2 separate regions of the Mus musculus genome follow, and region 2 is linked to region 1. The links are chromatin contacts, found by Hi-C or POLR2A ChIA-PET in ENCODE. All regions are on one chromosome and are shown on one strand. The core of a region is the stretch at or near the end of the contact, and the rest is flanking DNA. Distances in the headings are between cores, read along the strand shown. Region 1 holds the start of H2bc6 (H2B clustered histone 6). Region 2 holds the start of H2ac7 (H2A clustered histone 7).

Region 1 (6,885 bases), core at 1,700-4,199:
TTTCTTTCTTTCTTCTTTCTCTTCCTTTCCTTCTTTCTTCATATAGCAATAGATAAACAAGACCATGAAGCTGTCATAACCTTAATGACAAAACCTAGGGAAGGTAGCCCTCAAAGAAAAAATTCATATGTGAAAATAAGTTGGGAAGAATTCATGTAAAATGTTAACAAAAATGTATTTTATCTAATTAATTAAGACATAGTTTAATTAAATAACTCATCATGAACTAAAAATACCTGTCTTATAAATGCAAGCAAGAACCAACATTAGGAACTCCAACTCTATTTCTTTAAAGAGGTCAAGAAAGAGTAGCATGTAATTTCATGTGATATCAACACATAAAGGATAAAATTCATAACTAATTACTAACTGAGAATTAAATGGTGGAAGGAAATTGCAACTCAGTAAACGCTAAACACATACACACGCAAATATTTTGACTTAAAAACTCCCAAATCATTATTATGGAAAGGACAATGATGTTAGCTTTTCTTTTTCTTTCCTTCATATTCTCTCTTTCTCTCTCTTTGTCTCACTATGTGGTCTTTATAGGCTTGATTTGTAGACCAGTCTGCCAAACTCATAGAGATCTGCCTGCTTCTAACTCCTGAGTGGCTGGGATTAAAGGCCTGCACCACCACATCCTATGGCTTTCTTTCCTTTCAAGAAATTTATTATTTTTATTGTATGTGTATGATTTATACATATGCCTATATTTATATATGTGCATTGCATGTGTACCCCAGGAGGCCAGAAGAGGACCACCAGACAATGAGTACTGTATTTGTTAAGAGCTTATACTTCGAGTCAGCATAACATGATGAGCATCTTGTAATAATTTTCATTTATTTATTTCTTGTCTTGAAAATCCATCAACTTTAGAAAATTCTCAGCAATGATCCCAGTGTTTCTACCTCATACACGGATGCACAGTTCTAAGAATGCAAAGTAATAAATAATTAGTACTGGATCTCCCTGGTGCTCCAAGACACAAGAGTACCTTAGCAAAACCTTAATTAAATGTCCAGTTTAGCTACTGTATCTGTTGATTTGTATTCTAGAATGTAAGCCTGATCCAGAGCCAAGTTCAGAGCTTGAGCTTTTCGGTGTAGTTGTGCTTGGCAGTGTGAACTTACATTTTCTGCTGAAGAAAGATCTTTTGTCTCGTGCCTCAACATCACTAGCTCAAGATGCTGTTTAAGGCTCTACTTCAAGGTCAAAGTAATACTTTATGTACCAGAGTTTAGGCAGGGCAAAAGTCAGCTGTAGATCTTGGGGTTTCACACAGGCCATGTCCCTTGACCTGAGCAGTGTCGTATTTTGTAAAAGGAAAACATCAGTAGGATTTTTATTTGTCTATAGTGGTATCAAACGTGTCATTACTCAACAGTCTATCCCTACAACATGACCCTGTTATTGTTCGTGAGGGTGTGAGTTCGTGAGGTTCTAAATTCACTGCTTCCTCCATCCTATCCAGTATACTTCAAATTCGACCTGATCCATGTTGAGATTTTTTTAAAAACCTGTATTTGCTTTTCTCCTAGCCACACTACTTCTCAGCCTCTCTATTTCCTTGATTTATTTTCTCTGCCATCATCTCTTCCCTAAGCACAAGATGCCAGTCTGCCTGGTGAAGACACAGCTACATCTGACAGACCTGGATTTTCCTCCTTCTGGCTTCAGCCTGCTTCCTGCTTTCCAGGTGTAACAAGTGCACCACCACTATGGGCAAGGGGCACCTAGGACACATACTTGTTGAAAGCTGCCAAAGACGTGAACTAAGTAACTGTTTAAGATACAGTAACAGAGAACCTAATCATCCCTGATTGCTTTTCCTTCTGCCAGAGCATAATCTCTGCCAGTGGCAAATCCAGTCACATTGAAATTGGCCTGCTTGCAAAGCAAGCATCTACAAACAACCACATTTCTGTGGGAACTCTTGTCTTAAACCCTTTTTCTATAAGACACATACCTTATAAAAAGAAAAGGTTGTGGGTTGGAATGAAGAAGAAAGCAAAAGCTCCAATTGAAACGAAATTGTTTGAGAGTGCTCATTTGTGCTCAAGGAGAGCAATCTCGGGATGCTAAGGTCGGTTCAGTCTCTAGAAGAGGAACTTGGATACGTAAGCGCACAGATAAAGAGCTGCATGCTTAAAACATCTTTAGTTAATTTTAGTACCTATAATTGATAGCAAATTAACTATTCTGAACTTGTATGCCATGTGGATGTATGTGCCAGTGAGTGTGTGGTTCCCTGAAACCATTACGATCACCCTCATTTCCAGGGCACCACCGAGTTCACATAAACACAAGTTTGAAGCATGAGAACCCTGGCAGGCATGGTAGTACACGGGAATAAATTTCACTTGGGAAGGATTGAAAATTCCGGGCTAACTTGGCCTATACTTCTTGATCACATGTCCAACAGATTGAGAAAAAACAAACAAACAAACAAACAAACAAACAAAAACCAAAAAACCGCATAGTTTTAAGTTTAAGGATACTTGAAACAACAACAACTCATTTGTTGAAAGAATGCCTGGCTCTTTAAAGTCCTTGAAATCATTCGTGCAAATGCGCACTTGGTTTGTTTTCTTGGTAACAGGCTTGGTGCTCTGCCAGCTTCCTGGGCAATGCAGGAGAATGGCAGTCTGGATCAACTGAGATATGACGGTTACTCGCTTTTTGTAATGCGGCACGATGCAGGCAATGTGCTTTAAAATGTAATTGATGCCCATGGCCTTGGATAAGATGCTCATGTTGGGGCTCACCTGCTTCAGCACGTTGTACACTTGCTAGAAGCTCTCCTTTCAGTAGCGTTTGCGCTCCTTGTCCTTCTGTTTGTTGATGGCAGCTTCTAAGAATCCTTCTGTGGGGCAGGCTCGGACTTCGCCAGCTCAGGGATTGTGTAAAATTTAACTCCCTCCCTTGGGCACACTAAACATTTGGTAAAATACCTACTCCGTCACCAGTTAACACCACATTCATTTACATTACGCAGTATTCAAATGAGGTTAATAAGATTTCTTTCAGGATTGGGTTAGTTTTAGTGTTTCGTCACGAACAGGAACGTAAACGACACTTGAAGGTCTACTGTCTCATTGGCTGTCTTGTCACTTCGCTTTCACCAATCGGGACGTACGAATTAAACTGCACAAATCTGCTATAGCTAACCTATTTAAGCACGATCGCTATCAAACATGGGGGAACACAGAAAAAAAAGTACTCTAGTTGGGTTTGTATGCTTGATTTCAGCAGTCAGAACTGAGATGAGATGCGGGTGGGGTTGTCAGGACATCGATCCTGCTCTTTACGCACTGAATCGCTCAATGCTTAAGATTCTATCTCTAAATCATTCTGCTATCTCCCTTAAAAGTTATCGACGTGGCAGCCGGGAGTAAACTACTTCATTCCCATGGTCTCTAAGGGTCACTTGTGGGATATGAACTTACCCACCACCACCACACATACAGGAGATTATGTACAGACCTTCAGATAGCTAAGCTAGAGTTAACACCATTGCGCACACCCACATATCCCCAGCCTCCTCTGCTAAGCTCAGCCCACTAAGGTTTGTTCCCACCCTAACCACACCCCCTGTGAATGTGCAACAGCTCTTTTACTGAGAGTTGTGGGTGGCTCTGAAAAGAGCCTTTGGGTTGTTGGGCTTCTAAGCAGTTGGCCAAAGAAAATTTACTTTTTCTTGGCTGCGGTTTTCTTTGGCTTAGCTGCCTTAGGCTTGGAGGTTTTTGGTTTGGCCGCTTTAGGCTTTACCGTTTTCGCCTTGGCAGGGCTCTTGGGCGCCTTCTTAGCCTTAGTTGCCTTTGCCTTCTTCGGGCTCTTAGCTTTTTTGGCTCCTGCAGCTGCAGCTGGCTTCTTCGCTTTCTTTGGAGTCTTCTTGGTGCTCTTCTTGGCGGTGGCTGTCCCCGCAGCCTTCTTGGGCTTCTTGGCTGCGCCCGCAGGCTTCTTCGCCTTGGCCGCGCCTGCCCTTTTTGCTTTGGGCTTAGCCTCACCGGAAGCCGCCTTCTTGTTGAGTTTGAAGGAGCCGGAGGCGCCGGTGCCCTTGGTCTGCACCAGGGTACCCTTGCTCACCAGGCTCTTCAGGCCGAGCTTGATGCGGCTGTTGTTCTTCTCCACATCGTACCCCGCGGCCGCCAGCGCCTTCTTGAGCGCAGCCAGGGACACGCCGCTGCGCTCCTTGGAGGCGGCCACAGCCTTGGTGATGAGTTCGGACACCGGGGGTCCGGAGGTTTTGCGCTTCGCGCCACCTGCGGCCTTGCGGGCCTTCTTCTTGACGGGTGTCTTCTCGGCGGGGGCCGGTGCGGCGGGCGCAGCAGGCGCGGTCTCGGACATGGCGAAGCGTGTGAGGAGAGAGAACTCGAGCCGGAAGCAGAGGGACTGGCCAGGACTCGGGCCGCGGCGCTGCGCCCGCCCGTTTATATAGGGCGGAGCTGCGCCGTGATTGGTGCGCTGTCCAGCCCGCCTCGCTGGCAGCCGCGGAGTGTCCTCTCAGATGCGGAGTTGTGTTTGTTACACCTCAAAAAAAGCCAAAAATGTCAAAATTCCCTACATCGAATTGCCCGATTTTTAAAAAATAATGTTCCCCGAAGTCTCGGGCTTCATGCACATCTCAAAAAGTGAGCAAAGCATTAAGCCTTCTGCCAAAAACTTGCAATATTTCCTGCGGTGTTCAGCAAATTTCAACTCAGAGAAACAAAACTTTCTATTTTCTTCGTAAATTATAAACTGATCTTGGACTGTACAGTTTTCTGACCCATCAAAGACGATTCTCCAAGTGGTTAGCTTCTTGTGTAGCCCAAAACCTTGCCTTTGGCATTATGATTTTTATTACAAATCTGCACTTAAGTGAAGGAAGTAACACAGGCTCCTCCGAGAGTCCTGCCTATTGAGCAGAGGGCATTTGAGTTCATCAAACTGGTTTAGTTCAATGCTTAACAGATTATTTACCATTTTGAGTTAAATTCTTCTCTCATAGGCCATGAGTCTATATATCTATGGTTTTATTTCTGCCGCTTCTCCTAAGTTTTAAAATAATTTCTTAGTATAATTCTTTTCTTTCTGTTCCCATGGGTTGGGGGCGGGGCTGTTGCTTTTCTATTTCTCTGGACAAACTACTCCTTTGGGTTGAGGTACCTCAAATTCAGAGTACTGGGGTCGGGGGAGAGTACAAAACATACTTATGGTGCAGACATAAAAATGACTAATTTCCAAGAAACATATAAATGCTGTTTTCAACGTCTTTGGAAATGAAGGTGGGATTTACTTTGAGGAATTTCTCTTGGGTCTTGCATAGTTCTTCTGACATGTTTTAGGACTAAATTGTAATGTGGTATATTAAAACTAGATAACTGAGCCATTGATCAAGAGAAACACACATGAGAAATATAGCTCAGAACATCTCTACTGCCTTCGTTACAGAATCCTAGCCCCGTTACTGAACAGCTGTTCTCCATATATGGCTACTCCTTATGGAAACATGGGAATAATGTTTCGTGGATCTCCTCAGGGTAAATGAGGGGTTAAGATTTAATCTTAGAATCATATTTGAGAAGACATTCAAACAGATTCAAAGACATGCCTTGAAGGTGTTAAATGGGTTGTTTTATTTATGTAGCTGTTCAACCAAGGTAACGACTAGGAGATCAATGATAATCCAGTGTCAGTAATTATTTCTGGGATGTTTGGTTGGAATTATATTCAGAAATTACAAGACTCCCACTACAGAGACAAGATACATTGTTATATTATAAAATAGTATATTATACAATAGTATAAGATACAATGTTTACAATAGTGTAAGATACAATGTTATGTTATACAATAGTATAATGTGATGGCTTTTGTTTTGTGATACAATTGTCTCTAACATCACATTATCAATTCTACTATCCTAAACCTCCACACACAAAAGCAATGCAAACAGAGGAACTCAGCAGTTCAACACAGTGTCCATGAGGCATTTTTAAGATCTTGTGGTATTATCTTTAATGATGAATTTTATATAAAAGTGATTCATATTATCAGTATTTCTATGCTATAATGTATATTTTCACCTTCATGTATTAACAAATGCAAACTTTGGTATTCATTAAAACTCTGAGCCAGAGCAGAGAAACTGTATGGGTGTTTGATATTGAAAAGTGGGGATTTAACCCCTTTTTGTTAATAACAAAAAAAAAAAAACTTCCTGCAAATGGTAGAACACATTAGTATTTGCTCTCCAATATCTTTTTTTTGGTTTCTTGTTTCTCATTGAGTTCAAGATGGGGGCAGGGATTAAACTCCCTGAATTTCGAGACAATTCGAGTCCTCTATGCTTTCCCCTTAAACTGCTTGCTTGGCAGAGAAGGCAATGAACCTTGCCTATCATTAAATCAGGTACTTTTTTTTTTTTTAAATAATGAGATAGGAACAATATAAAAAAAACTTTATTATTTTACATTAATCTGCTAGGCAAGTAAGCAATAGCAAAATTACACATGTATATGTGAATCTTCATTCTTGTATTTTAACTACAAATTACAAACTCTTCTACAGATGATTCTGACTAGTGAATCTCCATATGTCTAAAAATAGGAGTGTTAGAGTTTCTCATAACATGCTGTTACCCAGACATATCTGAGAGCCACTGCTCTCTAACTCTAACTGGGATGAAATGAGGCAAACGTACCCCTTGTCATGTGAGTATTTCTGTGGAAATACAGGCTTGCCTGTTCTAGTTTGCTTTCCTTTGTTATAATAAACTCCATGGCCAAAAGCAGCTTGGGGAGGAAAGGGCTGACTTCAGCTTACAGGTTATAGTCTATCATCCAGGGAAGCCAAGAAGAAAACCAAGGCAGGAGCTTGACCATAAACCAATTGAGG
Region 2 (6,885 bases), core at 1,862-4,361, 47 kb before region 1:
ATACAATCTAATTTGGGTAATGGTGTCACTAACTGGCCTTCAAATCAGAGTTGACTACTTTTGAGTCCCTTATTTGCATAGAACCTCTATAAAATGGCAAGAACGAAGCTTCTCCCACATCTCATTTCCTGTTTTATCTTTCTCTTTGTTGCTTGTTTCTACCATGCCCGAGCCTGCGAAGTCCGCTCCTGCCCCGAAGAAGGGCTCCAAGAAGGCCGTGACCAAGGCCCAGAAGAAGGACGGCAAGAAGCGCAAGCGCAGCCGCAAGGAGAGCTACTCGGTGTACGTGTACAAGGTGCTGAAGCAAGTGCACCCCGACACCGGCATCTCCTCCAAGGCCATGGGCATCATGAACTCGTTCGTGAACGACATCTTCGAGCGCATCGCGGGCGAGGCGTCCCGCCTGGCGCATTACAACAAGCGCTCGACCATCACGTCCCGGGAGATCCAGACGGCCGTGCGCCTGCTGCTGCCCGGGGAGCTGGCCAAGCACGCCGTGTCGGAGGGCACCAAGGCTGTCACTAAGTACACCAGCTCCAAGTGAGTTCATTTAACTCACACTCCTAACCCAAAGGCTCTTTTCAGAGCCACCCATACTGTCACTTTAAGTGCTTTGTAATGCTTGGCTTTTGTATTATAACGCTGGGAAATGACACAATATTAGCTAAGTGTATGTTAGTGTGAAGAATATGTTTGCCTCAGTGTAACCAACGCGCTGCCAGATACACTATCAATTTGTAAACTACACAGTAACTACCTTTTGAGAGCTGATTGATGGCTTCAGTCCTTAGATTTTCTTCTCCAGAGTGCATAAGAAGTGGAATGAAATTTTCAAGTTTTCTCTTCATTATTTCAACTATTCCCTTTCAGATGTGATTACATTGTACGAAGGGAGTGCTAGGATAGGTTTTTATGGCATTGTTTTTTTATGACCAATGAGGTAACCAACAGAGGCTAACATTGATGCCAGTGTAATTCTAAACTGCCAGCATCACTCTCCCATTAAAACACTAAAGAAAAGTGTAATTCTAGTATTAACATCAGTAAATTTTGAACCTGTGAGAATACATTATAAAACTGCATTTTAAATTTTAATAAGTCTCAATGAAGGTTATGCTTTGATCTAAGCCAAGTGAGGATCCAAAGTTGCTTTCAGATGTTCTAAGCTGCTCTCTCCTTGATGCTTCCTTTAGTTTCAAGGCAATTGATTGCAGTTATATCTTTTGCTTAGTCACTACCCTGTGTTCCAGTTTCCTCTTCTACTGTTAAATGTTCAAGCAATTGCATATTAGATGAGATCTGTGACAATATCCTAAAGTCTGGAATAAGTTGTATTGCTTAAATTTCTCATAGTAGATGAAAACATGCTCTTTTGTTTGGACAGTCTACCAGTTCATCCAGGTATGGCAATTCCTATCCAGCATCATGAATCACAATGTAGATTCCGACAGCTAACTTCTCAAAGAGAAAGCAAATAGGAACACGTTTCTTGATAAGTTTCAGAAACTTCTACTTCTATAAAGCTAATACACTAGAAGCTTAATTCAAAAAAATACTGTAGGAAAACCTCAAGTTGGCACAATCCAGTAGTTAGTGCCAGTTTCTGGGGGAGAGGCCAGATTCTGAAGTTAAGGTCATACTAGCTACATGAGGCTAATATATTTGTGCATGTGTGTATAATCCAACTGACATGAACCCACAAAAAGGTTAGAAATTAACCACTTCATATTTCACTTACAAGATTTTTTACAAATTGGGGGAAAAGGTGATGTCTAGACTACTTAGGAATCTCAAAGCATGCCATATGCTATTCACTATAGTTGGAAACAATAAAATTCTTCACATTTACTGAAAGAGTAGTAAACTCAGTGCTCCAAGGTATGCTAATCATAAAACAGATATCAAGATTCCTTCCTCCACCCACGTGCTTTCTGGGTTCAAAGAGTGTTCATTCAAAGAAAGTCACCCTGACCCACCCTGACCATTGCTGGAACCCACTATGCAAAGGTGCTATTGCTAGGGGCTCTTAGATTGTTAGGGGCTCTTAGAAACTGTGACTTTGTACTTCTTTGTGACTCTTAACTGGTATTTTTGGTATTTTCTAACAACGCCCTCCCCACCTCCTTGAGTTGTGGTTCCTTCCTTTGAATACCCCCTTACTCAGCTACTCGGGGCGCCACGGTCCTCTACCCCTGGGTGGTGTATGACCGTGGGCCCGAGACTGCTCTTGAATAAAAATCCTCTTGCAATTTGCAGCAAGACCGTTTCTCGTTGATTTTGGGGTGTCGCCTCTCCTGAGTCAGAAGGTGGTGGAGTCCTCACGTTGTGGGTCTTTCATTACGCCAATGAATTTACAGGCACGTCTTTTTTTTTTTCTACACAGAACATAAAAGTAACAACTGTTACTAAGTATCAACATCCAATGTTACAATTTTTCTTGGAGGATTAAACAGTATTCGGTGTCTGGCAACAGCTCCCTTTTTGAAAGGGTAGGTGGCTCTGAAAAGAGCCTTTGGGTTAGGAGTGTGTGTTAAAGGAACTCACTTGGAGCTGGTGTACTTGGTGACAGCCTTGGTGCCCTCCGACACGGCGTGCTTGGCCAGCTCCCCGGGCAGCAGCAGGCGCACGGCCGTCTGGATCTCCCGGGACGTGATGGTCGAGCGCTTGTTGTAATGCGCCAGGCGGGAAGCCTCGCTCGCGATGCGCTCGAAGATGTCGTTCACAAACGAGTTCATGATGCCCATGGCCTTGGAGGAGATGCCGGTGTCGGGGTGCACTTGCTTCAGCACCTTGTACACGTACACCGAGTAGCTCTCCTTGCGGCTGCGCTTGCGCTTCTTGCCGTCCTTCTTCTGGGCCTTGGTCACGGCCTTCTTGGAGCCCTTCTTCGGGGCGGGAGCGGACTTAGCAGGCTCAGGCATGGTTGGTGAGAATTTCTGGAACTTTCACGGAGGCAACTGGTCTTGTCTAGTTGATGAGGTCTTATTCAAATGAGGGATGTGAAAGGGCACCTTTGATTGGTTTATGACGGATGGCATACGAAGTCTTGCCCAATCAACGTGCGCCCCGAATGCTTCTCATTGGTCTAGGAAAAAAGACGTCAGCCAATGGCATAGGTCCTTTTTCGCGCCCAGCGAATAATATAAAGGCTACGTTCTTGTTTCAAAACCATTAGTTCTTAGTAACTGCTTAATCTGTACAATGTCTGGACGCGGCAAACAGGGTGGCAAGGCTCGCGCCAAGGCCAAGACCCGCTCCTCCCGGGCCGGCCTGCAGTTCCCCGTGGGCCGCGTGCACCGGCTGCTCCGCAAGGGCAACTACTCGGAGCGCGTGGGCGCCGGCGCCCCGGTGTACCTGGCGGCCGTGCTGGAGTACCTGACGGCCGAGATCCTGGAGCTGGCGGGCAACGCGGCCCGCGACAACAAGAAGACGCGCATCATCCCGCGCCACCTGCAGCTGGCCATCCGCAACGACGAGGAGCTCAACAAGCTGCTGGGCCGCGTGACCATCGCGCAGGGCGGCGTCCTGCCCAACATCCAGGCCGTGCTGCTGCCCAAGAAGACCGAGAGCCACCACAAGGCCAAGGGGAAATAAGATTGGTCTTCTGAACTTGTATAAAAACAAAGGCTCTTTTCAGAGCCATCCACTTCGTCATTTAAAAGAGCCATTTGCTGCATTTTCCAATGAAATATTAACCGTGATGTAATCACTGTCATTTGTCTTATCTTACAATATGAAATTTTCACTAGTATACCAAATAAGATTTTAATTACCAAGCATCATTTGTTAGGATTCTTATAATTATTTTTATTACATGTTTCCTGATTGTTCTCACCTTTAGTATTTGGCCTTTTTTTTTAAATTAGGACAAACTGGAATTTCGTTAAGTATATTTGTTATGAGTAGTACAAAAGTGGCTTCATAGTGTTCTGCCTTGTCACTCCAACTGAAAATTGTAGCAGTAGCCTTTTTTTCCTTTGCCCTTCTATACAAAATATACACTTACTGTTTTTAGGAAAAAGTTCTCATTTATCTAGGTAAAACGCGTGTTTAAAATTACTCCTTTACTGATTATGTTAATACTGTAATCAAACAGCTTCCTTAGTGAAAAAAGACTCAAAAGTTTAAGTTTTGATTTTTCACGTGTATCTTCAATCTTCATGTAGAGGAAACAATGACAACATCTAGTTCAACAATTGTCTATAGCCAGGCGCGGTTCGTTTTGGGGTCACAATTTTATAACAGTACACAAACGGCATGTTATATAATTAAGTATAGATTGGATAGAACTTTGTTTTGTGAAAGATAAAAGAACAATATAAGCATATAAAGTATAAAAACAGATCAAGAAACAAAATATTAAAATAAATGGGGAGTGGCCTGGAGAGATATTAGCAAATCTACCAATAAGGTCGCTGTGGTAATGTATTGTTTCGTCCAATCAGAACGAGGCTCTTTCGCTTTATATATATGTACTCCGGCCACAGTTCATTACCGTTCTCATTCCCTGAGACTTCTCTCTTTTTCTTATCATGGCTCGTACTAAGCAGACCGCTCGCAAGTCCACCGGCGGCAAGGCCCCGCGCAAGCAGCTGGCCACCAAGGCCGCCCGCAAGAGCGCCCCGGCCACCGGCGGCGTGAAGAAGCCTCACCGCTACCGTCCCGGCACCGTGGCGCTGCGCGAGATCCGGCGCTACCAGAAGTCGACCGAGCTGCTGATCCGCAAGCTGCCGTTCCAGCGCCTGGTGCGCGAGATCGCGCAGGACTTCAAGACCGACCTGCGCTTCCAGAGCTCGGCCGTCATGGCTCTGCAGGAGGCGAGCGAGGCCTACCTCGTGGGTCTGTTTGAGGACACCAACCTGTGTGCCATCCACGCCAAGCGTGTCACCATCATGCCCAAGGACATCCAGCTGGCCCGTCGCATTCGTGGGGAGAGGGCGTAAATTAGGGTAGTGAGTGAATTTGGACCCCAAAGGCTCTTTTCAGAGCCACCCCCGTTTTCTATAAAAGGCTGTATATCGATAAGCTTTTACAAACCCCACTCAGCAACTCCATTACTTGGTATTATATTGTCTGTAATATCCTTTAACGCCTGTACTGGTTTAGATTTTTTAACACTTTTCCAAATATTTGCTATCCACAGTTTTTAGTGTTGCTGGTTTTTGCTTACTTAACACTGGCTACATCTTTTTCTTTAATTACCTTCAGTTGTTACTTAGCTTTTGCCTTTTGTGGAGGCTATGGCGCAAATGTCGGAATCCTGCCTTTGCTTATGAACCTATTAGAAGAAATTCTTTAGAACCGCTTAGGAGAACCCTGCTTAGAACCTTGAACCTGATGAAACTTGTAATTGCTAGTTCTGCTTCCTTTGATCATGGCTAAAATACATGCCATGTCTCTTGAAATAGGCGAGTTCTCTGGAGAGAAACTTGGAATGTGGGCTCTGCAGGCCTTGGCGGTAATCAGAGCTGGAGCTAACTGGCCCAATCTAAGTCAAGAGGTCAAGCAAGCCAGGATTAAGGAACACTGCTTTCGGATGGGTACCACATTCCTCTGTGTGCTCTCAGGTACAATGTCTTAATTCTGAAATAGGTTAACTCAGGATAACCACAATCGTGCGGGAGGGGACTTAACACTTCACCATTCCTGTACTCGTATGGTGAGGCAAGGAAATAGGAAGTTGGAGACTAATCTGGGATACAAACAAGTTTAGATTTTATCTGGATTAGTAACGTTGTCTTTAAAAAAAAAAGGAAAGAAAGAAAAGGATAGAAAAGTCACTTTCTAAGAGCACTTTCTTCTCTTGCAGGGAACTCTTGTGTGTTTCCGTGCCCCGGGAGCCATAGTAGTTGCTTATATTTCCTGGGGGATCCTGTGCCTCTGGTCTCCCATGAGACCTGCAAATCTTGTGTATATATCTACCAAACACAGACATGACTATGCACAAATAAAAATAAATATGCAAAGGAGGAATGAAAATCCTGAGGAAGGACAATGTTAATTTTTACTCTGGATTGCCACAGCTTCAGGAGTTTCATATGTCTTGCTCCAGTGTTTAATCAAAGAGCCCCAAAACATTGTGCTGGATATATTTTGTCCACACTTGACTCACACTAAGGTCACTTGAGGGGAAGGAAGCTCATCTAAAGAAATACTTTTATCAGAATACATTGTAGGCCAGTCTGTAAGACATTGTCTTGATGACTGGCGTGTAACAGCACAGTTCATGAGAGGTGCTTCTCTCTGGCACATGGCCCTGTGTTTACCCTGAACAAACTATTAGCAGCTTTCCTCCACGATCTCTGATTCTAGTTCTGTCTCCAAATTCCTGTCTTGAATTTCTGCCATGACTTCTCTCAATGAGGGATTATGATGGGGAAATGTTGGTCAAATAAACCCTTTCTTCCACAAATTTATATTGGTCATTGTAAAATACAATACAAACTAATATAGCCTTCATCAAAGACTTTGAGTCTTTCGGAGAGTTGAGAGGCAACATAATGTCTAAAAAAATTCTATCCATATATATGTATATATTATACATACATGCATATGTATCTTATTCTATCTATCTATCAATCTGTTTTGTTTTGTTTTGTGCTTTGTTTTTTCTGACACAGGGTTTCCTTGTGTAATAGTCCAGGCTGTGCTGAACTTGCTTTGTATACCAGGCTGGCCTCAAACTCACAGAGATCCTTCTTCCTCTGTCTCCTCAGTGTGATCAAAAGTGTGCACCAACATGCCTGGATGTCTGCTTATGTTTTAAATTGTGAGCTCTCTAGTAAATCACACATTCTACAGTTTGTAGACTCTAAGCAACTACTTGGTTTTCCATTGAGATTTACTTTAAGAAACAAAGGTCTGCTTTGTATTTTAACAAGTGTG

What was found. Hi-C counts contacts between places; a loop is a spot of excess contacts on that map. ChIA-PET counts read pairs that join two places held with the same protein, here RNA polymerase II (POLR2A).
Region 2: a loop to region 1 is called in a map of heart, with 11 times the contacts of the local background. The contact joins the promoter of H2ac7 here to the promoter of H2bc6 in region 1. A Hi-C loop is called at or near these places in 14 of 37 maps with a recorded cell type or tissue (adrenal gland, gastrocnemius, heart and 3 more). POLR2A ChIA-PET finds 5 or more read pairs at or near these places in 5 of 5 experiments (Patski and embryonic stem cell).

What each region holds. Positions count from the first base shown.
Region 1 is chr13:23,618,145-23,625,029 of GRCm38, forward strand. It overlaps H2bc6 (H2B clustered histone 6), which reads right to left and starts at 2,950. Exons shown (of 2, transcript NM_001177653.1): 1 at 2,772-2,950. H1f4 (H1.4 linker histone, cluster member) reads right to left here and starts at 4,414. Exons shown (of 1, transcript NM_015787.4): 1 at 3,633-4,414. The coding sequence starts at 4,353. The coding sequence ends at 3,694.
Region 2 is chr13:23,571,270-23,578,154 of GRCm38, forward strand. H2ac7 (H2A clustered histone 7) reads left to right here and starts at 3,112. Exons shown (of 1, transcript NM_178188.4): 1 at 3,112-3,646. The coding sequence starts at 3,202. The coding sequence ends at 3,594. It overlaps H2bc7 (H2B clustered histone 7), which reads right to left and starts at 2,938. Exons shown (of 1, transcript NM_178195.3): 1 at 2,491-2,938. The coding sequence starts at 2,921. The coding sequence ends at 2,541. H2bc8 (H2B clustered histone 8) reads left to right here and starts at 131. Exons shown (of 1, transcript NM_178196.4): 1 at 131-594. The coding sequence starts at 164. The coding sequence ends at 544. It overlaps H3c4 (H3 clustered histone 4), which reads left to right and starts at 4,494. Exons shown (of 1, transcript NM_178204.2): 1 at 4,494-4,997. The coding sequence starts at 4,533. The coding sequence ends at 4,943.